Regions from separate parts of the Mus musculus genome. Here region 1 is linked to region 2. A link is a loop called in an ENCODE intact Hi-C map of the cell type or tissue named here. Cell type or tissue: heart. All regions are shown on one strand. Links, peaks and the distances in the headings refer to the core of each region. The heading gives the core; the rest is flanking DNA.

Region 1 (7,203 bases), core at 1,669-5,668, 150 kb before region 2:
AAGAAAAACAAAACGCAACCCATCTCTCATTCTTATTAATAGTTTATCTTGCCCCCCCCTTAATTTAAAAAGAAGTTCAAAGTTAGATTTCTCTGCCTGTGGGGGTTGAGGTATATTTACTTTCTTTGAGATCCTGACCATCTGTTTTTGGGAATTTCGCCTCTGGGAAGAAGGAAAAGGTTTTCAGTCAAAGCTAATAGGATACTGCAATTTTCCCTCTTTTGGGAAGTTGTCACCCCAAAATTTTAACTCCTAGCTTTTTTCTTGCTTTTTGAGAGTATTACTGACCTGTGGTTGGTGTTTAAAAGTATATCAACTTTTTCTCCTTCTCAGTTTAGGGTGTGTGTGTGTGTGTGTGTGTGTGTGTGTGTGTGTGGTGGTCATGGTTAGGGGGAGTCAGTGAATTAAGAAAATAAGGCAGAAAAAAAAACCATCTTGATTGGTGACATCCTGAAAAAAAAATGCAAACCTTCTCTAGCTCCAATATTTATCACGCTGACAGATATGATACAAAGCGATTGCATTTCGTAATGATCCTTAGGGACTAAGTTGTAGGTAAAACCATTTAATGCATTTTTAATATTAAAATAAGACCCAGGCTCCATTTTCTTGGAGGTAGGGGGAATGGAGGTCCCCTACAGAGTTTGTGCTTTTGGAATAGGCTGGTTAGCTTTTTCAACTGCAGCCCCCCCTTACATTTCCATTTACTTTGGGGGGGGGCATGAACCACACACAGGGCATTTGACTTTCATAAATAAATTTATATCTGGCCAGAAGGCCCAATACTAAATAAGAGCTCACTTAAAAAAAAAAAAAAAAAACACCAAGACTTTACCCCTGCTAGGAGAAAACAAACAAGCAATACATGCCCCCCCCCCCAAGTCTTATTTTGCAGGCGGGTGGAGCCCTTGTTGCTTTTCAGCTCACGGGAGAGGGGAGGGGGAAGCCAACCCTGCTATTTCCCTCTTTGCTATATTTTAAATTTTTGTTTGATTTGGATTGCAAACAGAGCAGAGGCTTAGGGGTAAAAAGAGCACTGTGGCTTTAAACTCAGGAGTTTGCATATTCTCCTTGTATCTTTCCCCTTTGCTAATTATTGTGTTGTTTTCAGAGCAAATATGTCATATCCATGGCGACCGGGCAGGTTTATTGTCTTTCTGAAGCAATAGCTCACATAAGTAATTAATGACTTTCTTTTTTTTCCTCTGGCTTAGGTTAAACAGATCATTCAAGGAAAGTCATCTCTCTCTCTCTCTCTCTCTCTCTCTCTCTCTCTCCTCTCTCTTGTTTGTCTTTTTTTCTTTTTTCTTTTTTTTTTTTAAAGCTCAGTAACATAAGAACATGAGTTAGAACAAGAAAATACTTTTAGCTAAAAAGTCAACAGTTTATTTTGCTCAGCTTTTTTCCTTTAGAAGCTGAAATGTCAGCTTCAGACCTGGGCACTGCCATCTCCCACCCCTGCGTAGAGCAATCCCTGCGTGGGCTGGCAGCCTCCTGAAGGTTGTACACAGGGAGGCCTGGAGGTGTGAGCACTGGGGGTGGGGGCTGAGGACATTTGCTTTTGAGGCTTGGGGGGGGGGATAGCAGTCCAAAATGAGTATTTTTTCCTGTATTTAGCAAAATTTAATTAAATTGTTTACAGGAAAGAATTAATGACTTGGTAGTGATGTGCTCACACCGGGCTAGCTGCCTTCTTTTTTTCCCTCAGTCTGGCTAATTAGAAGGACCAAGTTTTCTCTTCCTGTCCACCTTCAGCATCCTCTGGCACTCTTAAGCACTTTCTCTTAAGCACTTTTTTACTGTAAAAGTAGGTTTTGGAATCTTTTCTGGTTATTTTTCCAACATGATGGTAGAGTTTGGGTTTTTCTTTCTCGCCCCCCCCCACCTCCCCCTCTTTCTTTCTTTCTCCTTTAGACTTCCAACTTGAAGCTGGTTCCTTCTCAGGAATCAACAGCTCTGACTGATTGGAACTCAGATACAGTAACTTTGTTTTCCTTGGTGGGGGGAGAGGGCCCTTTCAGCGTGTGATTGCCTGATGACAAAGCTCCCTAAGGCACACTGTGACAGTGTGAGGAAGGTGGAGACCGTCCTTTCTCTTTCTTCATCAGTCACCTTGTATATTCTGCCGGTTTTAAATGGACCTTCCTCTGCTAGAGAGAAGCCTTATGATGTCAGCTTTTAACTTTAGAAATGTGTTAGGTTTTCTACGTGCCAGCTGCTCTTTCGCCCTCCCCACTAACATTAAGCACACTGACACCGGCTTCCCCACCTCTTTTAAAGATTTCATAGAGAGCCAAGGTTTTGCGTGTGCCCTTCAGAAGCGGGGGTGGGGGGTGGGGGTGGGGGGACGGAGAGGGAGACGTTTGTGTTGTCCTCAGACACATTCTAAAGAACATTTGCCTCCTTCTGAACTAGTGCAGAAAGACTGGGAGTCGATGGGAAGGGTCTTTAGCTTTTGGCATTGACAATAAAAATCTAAAGAAGAGAGATTTATTTGGCATCTGGCTTCTGAAGAAGAAGAAGAGAAGGCAAGTCTGATGCGGGGACTCCAGTAGAGCTATAATTGAGCCCGTAACCTCTTGATGTCTATATCAGAGAAACAGGCATGAGCAGAGGGAGCGGGCTGAGGCAAACAGGCCTTGCTAGAGGAGCTGGGGCTGAGGCACAGGGAGAGGGAGATAGATTTAATTTATAGACATTTTAAAAACTGTAATTTCATTAGGATCTGCTCTTCCTTTTCTCTGAAGGGCAGCCCGGCAGACCGATAAGGCCAGTCAGTCCCTCTGCCCGGGATTCGAGTGTGTTTCCTGGGCGCAAGGCTCCGTGTCCTTGCCAGCTCTGAACTCTGCTTGGTTGCTTCTCTGCCCCACTGGCTGCTGCCTTCCTCCACTTCACATGAAACCCCCCGAGTAGCTAAAAGTTAGGCATGGCCCTGGCTGCCCTGGATCTCCCCTCTGGTCTTCAGAGATCAGGTCTGTCTACAGCCTGGGTAGTGTCATCTGTGTGCCTTCCATCTGTCACCCGGCTGCCTGTGGTTCCAGTGGCAAGGGTCCACTGGAGGCAGAGAGACAGCCCCCGTCTCGTTACCCCCTCAAGTTCACCAAGTTGAGTTGCTTTGGTTCTGAGGCCACAGCTTGCAGGGGGTCTGGGGGGGGGGTGCGACTAAAGCCTGCCGTAAATTTTGCGAAGATTAATCAACCGTTTAAGAACTGAATGTTAACGAGGTTTTTGCAGGCCAGCTGCCCCCTACTCCTGTCCAAAGTCCAGCAGAGTGAGGGGTGGCCTGCCCTAAGAGAGATTCCTCTAAAATCATAATAATTGTAGACAACTAGAGAGAAGCCAGAGAAAGATGAACTAAAGCGCATGAATCCTCAAGTGCCCTTCGTCCAGGTTGCTCGGATCCCCCACCCCCACCCCCTAACTTTAGTCCGGATTTGTCTTGTGTGTCTTCTGTGGAGAAGACATGTAGAGAAAGAAAAGCAAGTGTGTGTGTGTGTGTGGGGGGGGGGGGTGTATAGAGGGAGAAAAGGAGAGAGAGAGGAGAAAGAGAGAGAAAGGCTCATAGCTCCTTCGGAACTCATTATCATTCTTAATAAGTCTTAAGGAATACAGAAGAGCATTGAGTGTAAATGCTGGGTAATTCCTAACACTTCTCAAGGTGAGAGGAGTCTTGAGGACACAGAGGAAAGAGACGGCGGCAGGGGAGGGAATCTGAGGGGAGAGTAGAAGCCCAGTCCTCAGGAGGTTCCTCACGAGGCCTGGAGGTTGGGCTTAGGGTACCCCAAGATATCAGAGGTGGGAGGGGTGGTCTGCGTGGACACAAAGAGAATCTTCAATATAAGCTCTTCTGTTTTTTGAGGCGGGGAGAACAGGGATAATGAGGCCTGCTCTGTCTTGCTTGGAAGGTGTCGGGGTGGGGGCACAGGCCTTGGCTTCCTCCTGGGCTGTATCTGCTGTATCCCTAATACTCAGGCCTCAGGCTCCCAGAGGAAGTCCAGGCTGGGGTGGGGTGGGGTGGGGGAAGCATTGGCAGCAGGGGCTTGTCTTGTTCTGTACCCCTGCTTCCAGTTCCTCAGAATTCCCTAGCAGTAGCTGTTCTAGGGAGCCGGAAGGACTGAGTGGTGGCCAGAGGATCAACTCTGGACACTAGGTGGCTTAGAGGATCTGTGAGGCTTCTCCAAGCAGGGGAGCTGGCTGCCGGCCGGCTTTCCCTCTCCTCTCAGCTGGTGGGCTCCACTGTGCAATCGCTCTGCCCGCTCGCTCGCTGCCAGGCAGCCCTGATGACAGGCAGGAGGGCAGTGGGCACCAGCCCAGGGGCACAGCCCAGCTCATGGGTCTGGCTACGCTCTGCTCAGTTCCCCGGGCACAGCAAGGATAAAGCAGGGCAGCTTCCAAAGGAAGTCGCCAGCTAGAGACACAGAAGGAAGAACAGATTCTAGTCCATGTCCTCACTCCTGCCTTAGTCTCCAGGCACCCCGAGCTTGGGATGGCTGAGTTGTGCACGGCCCTTATTGAGACTGCTCTTTAAAAAAAAAAAAAAAAAAACAAAAAACCTCATAATCATAAATATCACTTATACTTTGAGGGGTCTCTCAGATCTTATAAACCCAGACTAAGAGCCCTCCAGAGCCCTTTGCTCCATTATGCTGCTTTCTAGTTCTTAGGGAAGGAGGCAGAATGGTCCTCCCAATGGCTCCCACCTGCTTGCCTCGGCCCGGGCCCCCGGGACAGGAGAATGCTTCAAGCTGTCACAAGGGGGACCCTGTAGGTGAAGCCTGGCCAACAGGCAGGTTATCCTTTGTGGAACCAACCTGCACTTGCTCAGGCAGATGCCCCAGGACGCACCAGGAGCAGCTTTTTCTGTTTATCCTCCTTGGGCTTCCTAGGCATTGCAGAAGGGTCTTAGCCAAGGTCATGTGCCAACTGTGGATGGTTTACTCTGGGGAGAGAGGTGGGTCTGACAGCGAGCACAATAAAGGTTTGACTTCTCATAATGTGTTTTAAAGAATTAAAAAAAAAATCTCTCTTTCTCTGGAAACTCCCGGGGAGCTTATAGAGCGAGCGTGGGAGTTTGAGGTGAAGCTGGTGACTGAGCTGGCGTGAAGTCCACAGGGAGCAGGTTGGGTTAATGGTGGGTAGATTCTGCCTTTCTGTTGTTTAAGAGCACTAATGGCCAAATTGCATGCCCTTCTCGCGCCTTGCTGACGAGAGATTTACTGAAAGGAAGCTGCGCTGTGTCTCCGATGCTAGGTGGGTATATGTGTAAAGTGTGTGTGTGTGTGTGTGTGTGTGTGTTTATGTAGTGTGTGTATTGTGTGGTATGTATATGTGTGTATGTGGTATGTATATATGGTGTGTGTGTGGTGTATATATGGTGTGTGTGGTATGTGTGTGTATGGTGTGTGTGTGGTATATGTGTGTATATGTGTGGTATGTGTGTGTATGTGTGTTTGTTTGTGGTGTGTGTGTATAAATGAGAAGAAGGGGTGGGGAATGCGCTCTGCCAGGCCTGGCACCCTTCCCCAGCACTAATTGCTGGCAGGATACCCACAGGGGCTGTGCCAGCTTCTCAGCCGCCCCCCTCGCCCCAGGGAGCTCAGCTGTGCAGTTTGCTATGTGAGGGCCATTTCCGGGCCCACTAGTCCTGGGGTTCTTTGGGAATTTCAGAAAAATCCGATTCTTGGGGAGATGGTGGGTCACCATCACACCTGCATCTTTGGCTGAAGAGAGAGAAGAGTGAGGTCCCCGGGCTCAGACTGTCAACTTCCCTGTCGTTCTGTGCTCCGAGTCTCCGCGTCCACTTAGGGTCTCGTGAAGTGTTAAGCATCGAGAGAGTCTGTTCCCGTTCTGGCCGGATTCCACATTACTGTGACCTTGAGTGAATCATTTGATCTCTTTGGGCCTCAGTTTCCTGTCTTGTCAAATAGTCTTTGACAGTACTGCCTCCCTAGTCTTGACAGTCAGCCGGGTTCCTAGCTGTGAGTGTCCTTTGAAAGTAATTAAATGTAATGAAGAATTTATCATGGTCATGTTGTCAAGTGAAGGATGTCCCCAATGTCAGATGAGCCAGTTTTATGTAATCTGGTATGTGTCTCTAAGGGGACCCCTGTTGAGTTCTAGTCCACAAAGGGCCTGGATATAGACTGTGGTACTGAGGCTGCCTGTTAGATTCTGGTTGGTTCTCTTACTAGGGCCTTGGGGTTGCTTTTCTAGTCATATAGGAGATTCCACTGAAGGTTTGGGGTGGGCCTTGTTGTTTCAGCCTGTGGCGTCCCTGGTCACTGTGAGGAGTCAGAGTCATGTGTATTTTTCAGCTGGCAAGACTGGGGGCCAGAGTCACGTGATTTTACATCAATGACTTACCTAGCCTGTTCTCATCTGTGAAAGGGGGAAATCTGCCCACTGTGTATCTAGTGCTAAGAACTCACTGTTTGTAGGATGACGGATGGTTGGTTGGAAATCTGAACTTTCTCTCACTTCTCTGGATATTTTGGACAGGGTCAGGAGGCCCAGTGTGTCTTCCTAAGCTGGGACCAGGATCGTTAGTTTCTGCTTCCCATCGCGGTGGAACTGGGTGAGGGCCGATTGCGACAGGACACGGGAGACGGGAGGCTAGGGCAGGCTTAGGAACTGGCCCGAGGACCTGTGGACTCCGCTCTCCCTGTGGCTTGTCCTTGAGAAAATGGGACTGTGCTGTGCTGAATGCAGACCCGGCTTTTCCTGCTTGGGCAGATTAATGTCTGGTGTTTGCATGTTCTGTAAAATGGGACTGGGATTCCCTTTCTGTTCACGGAGTTGTCCTGAGGGCCAGGAGGGTGTGTCCGCTGAGGTTGCACCTGGAGCTTTGGACCACAGCAGGTCCTCAGCGTAGATTTCCTACCTGCCCTTGAGTGGGCCTGCTGAGCAGTACTCCAGTCCTAGGAGGAAAGGCCAGGACAAGAAAACAGAGGGGCGTGTGTGGTGGCAGTGACCTTCGGAGGCAAGGGGGGAGGGGGCGCTGGAGGGGCTGGGGCACTTATGGAAGATGGGGTGTATGACACCCCATCAGCCTCTCCCATTTCACTGTGCTACGCCACAACACCCCGGTCTTGTTTCACTATCTGAGATCTGGCACAGGTTAATTTCCATGACGAACTCCAGGACACAGGCTTGGAGGATTTATCTAATTAAACTGATGCTTTTTGCTAAGAAAGGAGGAGAGAG
Region 2 (7,203 bases), core at 1,065-5,064:
GGATGCTGGGATCTGAAGACCCTGCAGAAGGGGGGCCCCTACGCCATCCTTTCTGGCAAGTGCTGTCCCAACCTGGGGCCAAGCTGAAAGAACAGGACTTCCACGGGGTGGAGGGCAGCTGCTTGGCCTCAGTGGGAATCACATGACTAAAAGGAGACCACCCCCCCCCACACACACACACACACACTCCTCCGCCAAACCTGCCTGCCTCAAAACTTGCAGCTTTTAGCTTTGCCTGAGCCTTTAGAGGCCAACTGCTCTACCCTGAATCTATACAGGTCCCTTGCCAAGAGCCCTGGAGAGGATGCCACAGTCAGGGCTACAGGTTAGCCAGGCGTCAAGCCACATACACACCCAAGTTACAGTAGCTTTAGTTAGGGTGTATGGAGGCCAGAGGAATATCTTGGCTGCTAAAGCACCTCCGCTGCAAGTACAAAGACCCGAGTCTGATCAACAGAACCTGCATACAAATGCTGGGCTTGGTGTCACACACCTGTAACCCAGGGCTGGGGAGGCAGAAACTGCTGACTGCTAGGGCTGGTGGCCAGCCGGTGAGCTGCAGGCCAAGGAGAGATGTCTCAGAGGAGGCGGACAGTACCCCTGAGGATGAGCCCGGAGGCTGTCTTTGGCCTCTGTGTGCACCTTCGTGGGCATGCACACACATAGAGAGCAAAGCACAGTTTAACCAGAAGCAGCCACCAAGCCACGGCAAGGGCAACAGCCCCGTGCCAGTGTGCCAGGTCGCAGTGGGGGTGGGGATGGACACTAGTGTGTTCTATGAATTCCCTGCTTAACTTTTCAATGTAGGGTGGGCTCGCTGGCTGTACGTCAAGGAGCGGCTGCACAGAAAGCCACGTCCACTGCTCTGTTTATGTGGGCTTTCTTCTCTATATCCTTTTGTTTTTCGAGACAGGGTTTCTCTGTGTAGCCCTGGCTGTCCCGGAACTCACTCTGTAGACCAGGCTGGCCTCAGCCTCCCAAGTGCTGGGATTAAAGGCGTGCACCACCACTGCCCAGCTTCTCTTTATCCTTTAAGGGTCTCTCTAGAGCTGGCTCCAACAGTCCTTGCTGTGGTGGCCCCTCAGGCAGCTGGACCATGCTACCGGACTCAACATCCCTAGCCCTTTAAAGTCTTTCCAGGTCTCACCACACAGCCAGAGGCAGCTCTAGGGATCTTAACCTCTTATGGGAGGACACCAACCTTAAAGCCTCCAATGAAAGCAAACTGAAGATTTGGTCATCATACAGGTAAGTCCCCCACAATGCAGGCTGAGCTCTCAGACTCATTTTGATGAAGAGTCTTAGGGTTATGCTCTGGGGCTGAGCTGTGCAGGCAGGGCTGTAGAAACAGCCCGCCTCCATGGCCGTATGTAATGTGTGCAGTAGCACAGGCATGAAGCAACCCTGAACTCAGCATGCTCCTGAGGTGACTATACAGTCTGTCTGTCTCTTCCTTCCCTGGGCTCCGAGCCAGTGTCTTCTCAAGTCTGGTTGGGTCCCAGAGTAAGTAGAGGGTATGAGGACCCCAGAGGACAGCCAGAGGCTGTTCTTCTATCAATGGGCAAGTTAGTCAGCACCAGGAGGGTTGCACTGTATACAAGATGAGCGAGCGAGACACATCACTAAACGAGTCTTAACTCAGTCGTCCGGGCAGAAGGTCCCTCTCTTCCCTCCCAAGTCACAAGTTTTTCCTAAATATATGTACCTATGCACACATACAACAGAGAAGCCTGATAGTTGAGACACAAACTTAGCAGTCCCTGGGCAACCCTTTTCCCTACCAACAGTACCCACGAAGCCCAAAGCAGGCTCCACACAAGCTCCAGATGTCCTCAAACCCCGCACTGCTTCCTCTTTGGGTGGCACCCCCCAATCTGGCCTTTCTGCCCTGCCCAAGGTAGTTCCAATGAGTCACCCGGTTCTGGGGGAGGCCTGAGTCTGAGGAGAGCTCATACAGGGGGGTCAAGACAGCTGGGCATGGCCTCCAAACACTGGGGTTCATCGTCTCCCAAACGACACTTTATAAAAAGACATCGTAATTGAGTTTGATAGTGCACTCCCTTCCAGAAAGGGCCTGACGGGCGGGCGCTGCCTGCTGCTCACTTCTGCCCCATTCCAAATATTTTTACCTTATTTGGATGAAATGCATTATTTTTCTAATGAAAGGCTTTTTTTTCAAAGGGCTGTTTCCCCCGTCCAGCAGCCGACTTTATTAGGCAGCCCTCACGCAGTTTTGGGGAGGGGCTTTCCTTTCCCTGAAGTCAAGCCAGAGTCCGTCCTCAAAAGCTGAACTCAGGTTTCTGTCCCTTCTCTTCTGAGCTTGAGCCCAGAACCTTCCAAGCTGGTAACGCCCAGGTGGGGAAGGCTCAGGGGCACAGACCTCCTCCAGGCCCAGCTCCTATGTCCCTAAGAAGCACAACATGACAGCACTTAGCACTCGCTGCCCCAGACCCCACTCTGGCTTCATTTCTGCCCCAGGGTCTCTGGCCCTCTAGACTTTTCTGGTTCTTTTTAGAAGGGACCTCAGAAGTTACAGCAGTACAGATGGTTACCGTACCAAAGACGGTAGCAACAGTGTTCCCTGGTGATCCACTCACTAGAGGGCACGGTCCGGCCCTCTGATGGCTCAGGTCTACACCCTGCCTGACACTGGGACTCCTTGAGGTTCCTGGGGGAGCAAGGTCTCCCAGCCATGTAGGCTGGTCATTCCAGGAGTGAGGAAACATGGTTTCCTTGGGGACGTCAGGGGGCAGGGACAGGAAAAAGAATGATGGCAGGGAAGCGCCTGTCAGGGTGCTGCCTCTCTCTAGGACGAGGAGGCTAGAGATGCAGACCTAGGATTCATGGGAGATGATACAGGAAGACCTGAGACAGAGAAAGGGGGGTGTGTGGGGGGAAGATATCTTCTGGGACAAAGCGGCCCACGGTCACCCCCTCAGCCATGCTGGTGTGTAGGTCTCCCCTCCTTTCCCAGACAGTGAGAGGCAGAGGCCATTGGAGCCTCTGGAGGGGCAGCAGTGGCCTCTACCAGGCACTCTCCACTTCCCAGGCCCCCATCCGCATGAGGCGCATGACCGGAAACTCCATGGCTCCAGGCATGGCCAGCCCTGGTGGACAGAGTAGAGACTGTCCCTTGGAAGGCACTCCTCCTGCCCCCCAGCTTTCTGGTCACAGCTCAGCACGCTGTGAAGGTTAAAGGGAGACAGGGCGGGCTTGAGCGACTCGGCAGAGTAGACAGGCTCCTGGGGAATGTGCATCCATTTAAGGAAGGCAGCTCATCCTGCAGCACCAGGTCTATATACAGTAACGAGTCCCTTCCCTCCTGCTCTCGGGGGAATGTCGCCCTCCACAGACACCAGCGCGAGGAAGGAGCCCCTCCAGTTGTAGGTGAGTGCCTCCGACAGGTCCCTCAGGGCCCAGCTCTGGTAGTTACCTGGTGGAGCTTTAGCTGAGACCCACCTCCGAGGCACGGGCTAGCAGACGAGGTCAGAGCCAGGAATTAAATATGGCAACTCGTATTTATTACAATTATGTACAGTCATATCTTATATTCTGAAATCTATACATGATCACATAAATGAACATGTGTTTCTCAGTGGGAAGGTCAGACATGGCTGTTGGTCAGGAAGGCCCTGCTGCCTGGCTCCACCAGGAGGGAGAAGCACGCCTCACCACCGAGGAGCTAAACCACGACACAGCAAGCGAGACGTCTTGTGTGATACAGAGGACAGCAGGGCAGGTGGGGTGGGGACAGGTGCCCAAGAGCAGCATCTGTCAGCCAGGACTTTGGAAGGCTGGGTCCTAGGAGGCCCGCAAGATGAAGAGCAGGCCCAGGGCCCTGGCTTTTGGAACAGGCAAAGAAGAAGCCACAAGCCAGGCCAGGGCACAGTGGGAGAGACAGCAAGACCACAGGGGCCATAGTTTCCCTGCACTGAGGTGACAGAGGCAGGAGATGACATGAGCTCTGGCCATGCATGGTGCCAGGTGGTCAAGATACTCGGAGGATACACCTTGACAAGACACCTGTCAGGGAGGGGGCGAGGCAGCAGGGGCGTTGAGTGCAGAGCTCCTGAGTTCTCTGCCTGGCTTGTGGACAGCCAGAGCCGCTGGGGCTGGCTGGGGCTGGCTGGGGCTGGGCCGTGTTTGGGAGGCTGGTGAACAGAAATGCAGCCCACACTGCTGCGCTGAAGGGCAGCCCCACCCCTACCTGGGCTTCCGCCCAGTCGTGGAGGCAGAGCCGCAGCCCTTGCCCACCTGCCTCTGATGTCCCGGGGCACTGGGAAGGCGGGCAGCCAAGTGCCAGCCCTAGTCTCGCTCAGTCTCATTGCTGGCACCTTCCGGCCGCCGCAGCTTCTCTACCTGCTCATTGATCTGCCCATCGCCGCCCCGTCGGTCCTCCCTCTGCACCCCAAGGACGTCCTCCTCATCCACATGGCTGACGTCATCATCCTCATCGTCCTCATCCTCCTTGTCCTCCCTCTTCTCCTCCTCACCCTGCACCTCCATCCTCACCTGGCCCTTGACATCTAGCACCCCTTCACCCTCTTCCTGGGGACCCAGCAGGTGGTATGTGGCCGTGGAGCCCTCCGGGCTGTGGCTGTCCTTCCCAGGAGAGGATGACGTAGACTCGTTGCTGACAGGGGAGATGTCACTGCTGCTGTGGTGGTTGACAGCCGCAGGGCTGGAGGGTGATGAAGACTTCACTGGGATCTGCCAGGAGGGGATCTTCGGGGCCGACGGGGAAGGAGGGAACTGTCTCCTAGCAGTGGACAAGGAAAAAGAAAAGCAGGTAGAGGTTGGTGACAGCACCTGGCTCCAGTGCCACACATCCCCTTGGTCCCTGATCCCTGAACACTCAAGCGATGGCAGCAGTTTCTCCAGGGTCACGAGGCAGGGCCCACTGGAGGCCCCATCAGCCAAGCTAGTGTGTCTACCAGAAGTGTTCAGTGCTGCCCGATGCCCTAACGCAGCCTCGCCCACCCCAGGGCAGGACCTACCCACCTTGGCAACTGTTGGTCTGCCAGCAGGGGGCCCAACACGCTCTGGAGTTGCCCCACCCACATTCAATATTGTCCCTACTCCTCTCCTGTGGCCAGATGGGGACAAGGAGGCAAAAGAGGACCAAGGCTGGGAACCCGGGAGCCCCTGGCTAATGTGCCCATAATCTCAGCCAAGGACAGCAGTGGGGAACCCTGGCTACTGTCATTCAGACCTCTGAGCCCAAACTTTGACCAAGCAAAAGCCAGCTCTGCTGGGCCCTCAGCCAGCAGCCAGCCAGACTGAAGCCCATTCCAGGACAGACCTGGGAAGTTGGGTCAACATGGTCATGGCTCAGAAGTGCAGCTCTATAACATGAAGTCCTGTTTCTGCAAAGGCCAAGAGGACAAGTCCTGTTCCTGCCCAGGGCTGTGCCACCTACCAGCACTGGTCACACAGTCAGCCTTCAACCCCAGAGCCCACCCGGTGGCACACGCACATCCGGGCCTGCACCACACACACACAAGCAGCTCAGTTTGCGGTTTCCTTGGTTTCAGGGTCACCTGATGGCCTGCATCTGTCCCCTAACCACAGAGGCACCTGTCTTCTAGGTTTGGAAGGCCAAAGACTTCTAAGGACAGACAATCTGCATGCCCTGCCTGACTGGCCACATCTGTTGTGGAGACACCCCCCCTCACCTTAGGAAGTGTGCCCCTCCAGCCTGGGCTCCTCAGAGCATGCCGTACCCCATCCTTGCTGCTCCCACAAAGCCCACCTTGGCTGTGGAGGCCTTGCCTCACAGCTTCTAAGCCCCTGGCCTAGCAGACACTCATGCTTCCAGGTAGAGCCCGCTTGCGTGCACTCAGGCCGACTGGCTGCGCACTCCAGCTTTCTGGACAGAGGTTTCCAGGACACTCCGCTTTCAGCTTTAAAGTCTGCTTGCTCCTCAACCAGGTCAGCACTACGAACACTGTGCTGTCATTCCAGGGAGCACCAGGAAGCTTCCGGGGAGGCAGAGCTGGTCTGCTGATGCGGCTCTCACACCCTGTAGGCCTCAGTGTAATGTTGTCTGAGACAAGGCTGCCTGGAAAGAGTGGCCACCTCCAGGTGCACTGTGACAGTAGGTGTCATGTACCAGACAATTCTCTGCCTGGAGGCCCTGTCTCTGCCCCACTGCTGACCTCTCAGACAAACATTTTTTTCTTTTCCTTTTTTTAATGCAATACTATGGATGATATCTATCCCCTTGGTGTGGGAGCGCTGGCTCCTTAGGAGGGGAGACAGGAGTGCCTAAGGTTCGCCTCAAGATCTTCATCTTCCAGCTCAGTGAGGGGTCCCGTCCCTCCCGGGATTGTTGTGCCAGCCCACAAGACCCCTACACCACCAGGTTGACCTTCAATAAGCGAGAGCTCTCAGCTTCCTTTCCTACCGATTCAAAAGAAGTCCTTTCAAGGAGTTGATTTCCGACTTGAGCTCATTAATATTCTGGGACTCCAGGATCCAGTTGGTTGATGTGGTGGCCTATAGGTCAGAAGACAGATAACACAGGTCACAGTGGTGCCTGGTGCCAGCCTGTGTCTGGGGTCGGGGGATTTAGAAGGGCCCTCGTTGGGGCAATAGCTGCAAGCCGCTCTGTATACACTCTGCATTGTCACGCCTGCCTGTGACAAAACCCTACAACAACAGTCCCCAACCTCTGACTGCTGGTGGTGCTAAGAAGTCATTCAGTGTTCTTTGGTGGCACTACAGCACCCATGTGTAAAATAACAAAGAAGCCCTTCTGTTTCCCACTGACACTGAAGGTTTGTAGTGGTGGCAGGTGACATTATGCTGGGACAGCGGGAGGGGCTGCTCTAGCCATGAGAATCTTCCACTTCTGCTTAATGTTTGAAACATCCATTAAAACAACCACCAACAGACATAAGCCACCTCACAATAACCCTTCCTGAAACCACACCTCCCCAAAGAAATCAGCGCTAGTCAGGGCAGCAGTCCAGAAGTGGCCCGGGGAAGGCCTAAACACCCACTAGCTTCCCAGTCCTGCCTTGAAGCAGGCCAAGATGGCAACCTCACCCTAATGCCATCTCCAAGCTGCTCGGGATCTCTGGCTCCTGGCTGGGACCTCAGATCTCCAGAGGTTTCCCAAGGGTCATGGAGGATGCCCCTAACCAACCTCACTATCAGCAAAAGCCCCTATAGACCACTCTACCCAGTCTTAGTCACTGT

What was found. Peaks named below come from ENCODE experiments on the same cell type or tissue, not always from the same donor. Only the 100,000 strongest peaks of a DNase experiment are listed, where the experiment ranks them.
Region 1: it touches region 2 in a loop (2.0-fold over the local background); 2 of 42 quality-filtered maps call a loop at or near these places.

What each region holds. Positions count from the first base shown.
Region 1 is chr4:148,807,891-148,815,093 of GRCm38, forward strand. All of the region lies in intron 1 of Casz1 (castor zinc finger 1), which reads left to right. Among named protein-coding and RNA genes, the nearest start is that of Casz1, 7.1 kb to the left of the region's middle. In heart, for the core only: a CTCF peak has its summit at 4,147; a DNase peak (open chromatin) is centred at 4,281; H3K4me3 peaks cover 831 bases; H3K27ac peaks cover 2,642 bases; H3K27me3 peaks cover 2,609 bases.
Region 2 is chr4:148,957,036-148,964,238 of GRCm38, forward strand. Pex14 (peroxisomal biogenesis factor 14) reads right to left here. Exons shown (of 9, transcript NM_019781.3): 8 at 6,407-6,498; 9 at 3,500-4,759. The coding sequence ends at 4,306. Gm17029 (a long non-coding RNA gene) reads left to right here and starts at 3,129. Exons shown (of 3, transcript XR_003955167.1): 1 at 3,129-3,387. In heart, for the core only: CTCF peaks have their summits at 3,115 and 5,005 (motif pointing right); a DNase peak (open chromatin) is centred at 3,186; H3K4me3 peaks cover 1,447 bases; H3K27ac peaks cover 3,787 bases.